Linked DNA regions of Homo sapiens: region 2 is linked to region 1. The links are chromatin loops, found by intact Hi-C in ENCODE. Cell type or tissue: Calu3. All regions are shown on one strand. Links, peaks and the distances in the headings refer to the core of each region. The heading gives the core; the rest is flanking DNA.

Region 1 (2,915 bases), core at 416-2,915:
TCGCTTTTCAAAAATAAACAATAAACTGTAGTGAGATGTATTCTTTTGATAACCTTAAACTTGTCTCTTTACTATGCCAAAAAGAAATATTTTTCTCCCACTTTCTGGTTATTATTTAGAAAAATAACATGGAGAGGGATCAGAAAATTCATTAAAACCAGCAACAACAGAATTAATGTCTCAAATTGGCAACTGCTGATTCCACCTTGATTTTTGTTTTAGTTTTCCCCAACAAAGCCCATGACCTCTTAAAATTTTTTAAAAGTCTGCCTGTCAAAATGATGCTTGTTTGACAAATTATTCCTAAACTGAGGGAAACAAATAGAAAGGCAGCTTTCTCCCCCCCTTTATGATCATATACCACCTTTTTTCATCCCTCTATTTCATCTCTTCATTTCAGCACTTATCATGTCATATTATCTCTAGCTCCTTAAAGACTTGGGCTGCACTCTTGTATATAGCTGAACATCCTGCCCAGCACAGGGTCTGGCACATGGTGGAGAAGGACTCATAATTTTATAGTAAACGGATGAATAATTGAAGCCACTCTCCCAGAAGGAAGCTAGGAAAGGAGAAAACTGGGCATGGTATCTTAGGGCTAATAAGAAAGTGAAAGAAACAAAGCATTTTAAGAGCTTGACAAGGAAGAGAAACCTTTGTGTGGAGTCAAACAGGCCCTATATAGCTTTAAGTATCACCAGAGAAAGACAAAAACCACAGGAGACCAGGAAGAGACAGTTTTAAGTTAAAAGACTCAAAAGTTAAGAGTGCTTATTTAGACTTGCAAAACCAACTTGCAAATTCAAAAGAAACAATCCTGGCTTGGAATATTGCAACAGCAGTTTTCAGGTGGTGGTTAAAACAAACAAACGAACAAAAGACTAGGCTAAAAATTCTTGCAGGCTTTGGTTGGAGACACATAAAGGGAAAAGCTCAACCTAAAATGAATCCCCCAAAAATGTTAGGATCCCCTTGGATTTGCACATTGGACCATGATTCCTATTCATTCTGAGAACGGTTCTTGAGTAAAACCCCAATGTCGCAGCTGGCAATACATAGAATTAAATCATCTTACATTATTCATTCAACAAATACTTGAGTGCCTGCTATATGCAGTCACTATTCTAGGCACTAGGATTAAAGCAATGACCAAACTGACAAAACTTCCCAGTCTCAGGAAGCTTTCATTCTATTGGCAAGAGAGGGATGGGATGGGATGGGATGGGATGTCACGCAGTTAAGTGCTACGGAAGAAAAACGGGACAGCAGGAGCTGGCAGGGTGCTGGTTTTTATTAAGAGCAGATCTTTTAACCCAGTGGTTCTCAAACTTTAGCAAGCATCAGAATCATTTAAAGGGCTTATTAAAGAAAAGAAATTCACAGGCTACCAAAAAAAGACAGGCACAAACTCAAGTAATTGCAACAGAGCGCTACAGAAGGCCATAAAAGTGGTATGTACATGAGCCAGAGGATGGAAGAGCAACTCATTCTATGCAGGAAAAGGAGAGACTAAGGGACTGCATCCCAGAGGCCCAACAAGGTCATCTCCACAGGCAGGTAAGGGGTGGAAGGGAAGCATTCCAGGAAGAAAACAGAACATGCAAGAGTGAAGATGAGAGTGGCAGGGGAGCCACAGAAAGTGAGACTGCAAAGGCAGGCAGTGGTCTGATCCCTGAGAGCTTTTTATTCCATGTTACTCTGAAATTTATCTTCAGAATATGAAGAGTCAGGGGTAGGGGGCGCTGATGTGGTAAGGTTTTGTTTTACAGAAATCTTTCTGGATGCACAGTACCTTCCTTTGAGGCACTGCTTCCTTCAAACCTAGCACAGGGACTCAAAACATGTGCTTAGTAAATGTATATTGAATTGAACTGAACAAGCTTTTTACCAAATGCCCTGTTATGGATGAGGCAGGTCACCTTCCCTGCAGGACTCACTTTGGCCAAGAGAAGACTTGTAAAACAGGTCCAGCAGCCTCAATTATTGCACACTACTACCTGTACAACTGGAGTCCCCCAGAGATTAGGGCAGACCTTCATTGTTTACTTGTCTACCTCACCCATTAGACTTTGAGCTCTTTGAAGACAGGGAATATCTTAATAGACTGAATCCCCATAGCCTTAGCAAGAGGCCTGAAACATAGTAGCTCTCCGAACTCCAGTAATGTTGGATAAACGAATTGACTGAATAAGCAAATTTACCAAGGTAGACCCATGAGCTCATGTAGTTAAAGAGTATGGATAAGCTTCAGGGAAAGTATGGGAAGTTTTCAGGGTCAATGTTCCCAAAACCCTTTTTGAAAGGCATAGTTTCTAGTTGAGGTGGGGAGTTTTTATATGCACCTGACTTAGAATTTTCCAAATAGGAACCAAAATGTTGTAAGTGCTGTGGTAGAAATCCCACCGGGCCAATGGGAAGAAATCAGCTCTGTCTGTAAGAGGAGAGACAGGATGGAGGCCAGCAAAGACTTCACAGTGTGGGAATTCTTCAGTGGACTCTTGAAAGCTGAGTCCGGTGCTTGCTACTTGCCCGTTTTGGGGCATAAAACCAAACTTCTGGAGCTTTTAAGGCTGGAAGTGACCTGCTCAAGGTCACACAAGAAGTAGATGAAGCCACAGGGTAAGAGAGATGAGGTATCTGTACTGATAATTCCTACTTTCTCCTGACAGAGTTGAAAGAGAACCCAAAAATGTAGGAGGCAAAATTAAAGATTGTTCTCAGGAACAATTCTTAAAGTCAAGACTAATGAATCTGAATTTTTATTAGTAACCACGGAACTAACCCTTCCCTTCACTGTTCACAGTTTTTGTAACAGTAGAACAATTATCCAAGGGGTTTAAAAACCAAGGACGTTGCTCACAACGCCACACCCACTACTTCTCAAGTATTCTTCCAAAACACTCCCAGTAATGTGT
Region 2 (2,915 bases), core at 170-2,669, 77 kb after region 1:
AAAATACAAAAATTAGCCGGGCGTGATGGCGCACACCTGTAATCCCAGCTACTCAGGAGGCTGAGGCAGGAGAATCGCTTGAACCCGGGAGGCGGAGGCTACAGTGAGCTGAGATCGTGCCACTGCACTCCAGCCTGGGCAACAGAGCGAGACTCTGTCTCAAAAAAAAAAAAAAAAAAGTACCATGTAAAATTGGACCTACCTGTGACTGAGTTAGTCATCAGGTTATTAGGGATTTATCACTTATTGACTGCCCACTAGCAGACTCAGTGCCTGTAACATAGTAGGCTCCAAGTAAAGATATGTTTGATGGATGGACAAATGGATGGATGGATGGATGGATGACTCAATCTCTGTCTTTAGATCCCTAGAAGAAGAGACACTTGTTTGTTCTATATATACATTTTTTCATTTCTTTTAATTTTTTAATTTTTTATTTTTGTGGGTACATAGTCAGTGTATATATTTGTTTCCTTCCCTCCCTTCCTTCCGTTCCTTTGTTCCTTCCTTCCTTCCTCTCTTTCTCTCTCCCTTCCTTCCCTTCCCTTCCTCCTTCCCTCCCTCCTTCCCTTCCCTTCCCCTTCCTTCCTTCCTTCCTTCCTCTCTCTCTCTTTCTTTCTTTCTTTCTCTTTCTTTCTCTCTCTCTCTTTCTTTCTCTCACTTTGTTGCCCAGGCTGCAATCGCGGTTCACTCCAACCTCTGCCTCCCAGGTTCAAGCCATCCTCCCACCTCAGCCTCCTGAGTAACTGGGCACGCACCACTGCACCCGGCCAGTTCTTGTATTTTTTGTAGAGATGGGGTTTTGCCACATTGTCCAGGCTGGTCTCAAACTCCTGGGCTCAAGGGATCCACCTGCTTTGGCCTCTTAAAGTGCTAGGCGTGAGTCACCACACCTGGCCTTGTCCTATATATTTCTAAAGAATACATTTGAGACCAGGAAGTGCAGTATTAATCTCTCTTTGTTATTTTATTTTTATTTTTTTGAGATGAGGTCTTGCTCTGTTGCTCAGGCTGAAGTGCAGTGGCACAATCATGGCTCACTGCAACCTCTGCCTCCTGGGCTCAAGCCATCGTCCCACCTCAGCCACCTGAGTAGCTGGGACTACAGGCATGTGCCACCATGTCCAACTAATTTTTAAATTTTTTTTATTGGCAGGGTCTCACCATTTTGCCCAGGCTGGTCTTGAATCCCTGGGCTCAAATGATCAGCCCACCTCAACCTCCCAAAGTGCTGGAATTACAGGCATGAACCGCCTGCCCTGGCCTCTTTGTTATTTTGATCAGAGAAAGTGGGTTTGGCTAAACGAAGTCCAGGCTCTTGGGGAGAAGCCCTTGGGAAGAATAGAAGTGAAAAGGAGGCTTCTCTGAGCCAGTCAAACGCTCTCCAGATCTTCAGACTCTGCTGTTCTCACATCCCTAGGCCCAGATACACTTAGTTTCTTTCTGGAGTAGGTAGAAGCTACAAGGAAGCAGTTTTCACATAAAATCAAGAACGATATTCTAATAAACTGACCACACATGGAAAAAGTGCTTCGAAAAAAGGGAGTTTCTCATCACCAGCCCCTGAGATGGAAGAAATATTGCCATAGTTGTTGTTATGTCAGGGAGGGAATTCTAGCTTTGAATTGGTAGTTAGATGAGAAAAACTCCTTTCAGCCTGAGATTTTGTGACTTCATTTATGAGACACTCACGCTCTCACAACTAGGCTTTCGACTGCCACCTAGAGGCTTACTTATGGAAAAGAGAATAAATATTACTACAAATCTGAACCCGAAGAGAACGCTGTTCTTCTTCATTTTGAATTTTCAACTCCGCTTGGGCCTACAGGCATCCCTTCCCTAGGTATTTCTAAGGGCAGAATCTCATAACAGACTAAATGTTATGCTCTTGCAATATCAACACAACTCAACACAGCTACAGGGCAAGGACAGAAACACAGAGGAAGCGTCTTCTCTTTCTCAGCCTCAGAGATAAGGAAGCAAGTAATATACACGACAAAATAAATTACAATGTGAGTTAGACTTTGCCAAACAGCTAATGCAGGTGATTATTGCCATGAAAGTTGAGTCAATGAAGGGATCCCTGTGGTCTGGGGTGGAAGGGCTTTTGGGGAGGGAGTAGAATTAGAGCTAGCTCTTGATGAAGAAATAACCTGGGGAAGGTAAGATGGAGCAGGAACAGATGGAGGTGAGTGTAGCTAAACAGCGTAGGCTTTGGAGTCCAAAAGACTGCATCAAATTCTGAACTGTCTTCACTAGCTGTGACTTTAGCTACTCTCTTAAAGTCTCTGAGCAGCAGCTTCCTCCTCTTATAATGGGGATATGCTCACCTTTCTTGAAAGCATGTTGTTTGGATTAGAGATAATATATGTAAAGTAGCACAATAATAAACACTCACATTGTTGTTGGCATTGCTGTGGATTAGACACCGGGGTGGACCTGGTATGGGCTGAGCCTTTGTGGAAGCACATGAAGTGAGGCCAAGGCAGTGTCGAGTGCTGAGAGAACCCATGACTAGGAGTCAGCAGACCTCAGTTTGAGTTCTTGATTTCATGTCACCAGGCAAATCACTTTCATTTTCTCCAGGCTTGTCTTTCGCATCTGTACAGTGAGGGTATTGGTCTGGAGAAATAATTCTCTACCCTGGCTACTTAGTACATGAGGAGACTGAAAATCACCTGGTGACCATTGAACAGGCCCCAGAGAAAAAGCTCCTTACCTGAGAATTTAGAATTTAGAAGGGAGCAAATAGCACCTGGTGACCATCAAACAGGCCATCCAGAGGCAAAACTCCTTATCTGGGGAAAATTAGATGTAATTAGACTTCCCTACTTTCCAAAGCAGGTATCTGGTTCCTCTGGTTTTTGGTAAAAGATGTGCTCTGGATTACCTCCTAGCTGAAGAGGGAGGAGTCT

Evidence for each region. A loop is a pair of places that touch in the nucleus more often than their neighbours do. Peaks named below come from ENCODE experiments on the same cell type or tissue, not always from the same donor. Only the 100,000 strongest peaks of a DNase experiment are listed, where the experiment ranks them.
Region 2: it touches region 1 in a loop (10-fold over the local background); 20 of 110 quality-filtered maps call a loop at or near these places.

The regions. Positions count from the first base shown.
Region 1 is chr11:77,469,990-77,472,904 of GRCh38, forward strand. The region is part of intron 1 of PAK1 (p21 (RAC1) activated kinase 1); the gene reads right to left. Among named protein-coding and RNA genes, the nearest start is that of PAK1, 2.6 kb to the right of the region's middle. In Calu3, for the core only: a CTCF peak has its summit at 1,741; a DNase peak (open chromatin) is centred at 1,972.
Region 2 is chr11:77,546,738-77,549,652 of GRCh38, forward strand. No RefSeq gene overlaps it. Among named protein-coding and RNA genes, the nearest start is that of LINC03030, 23 kb to the right of the region's middle. RefSeq lists an enhancer at 2,406-2,475. In Calu3, for the core only: a CTCF peak has its summit at 1,726 (motif pointing left); a DNase peak (open chromatin) is centred at 1,714.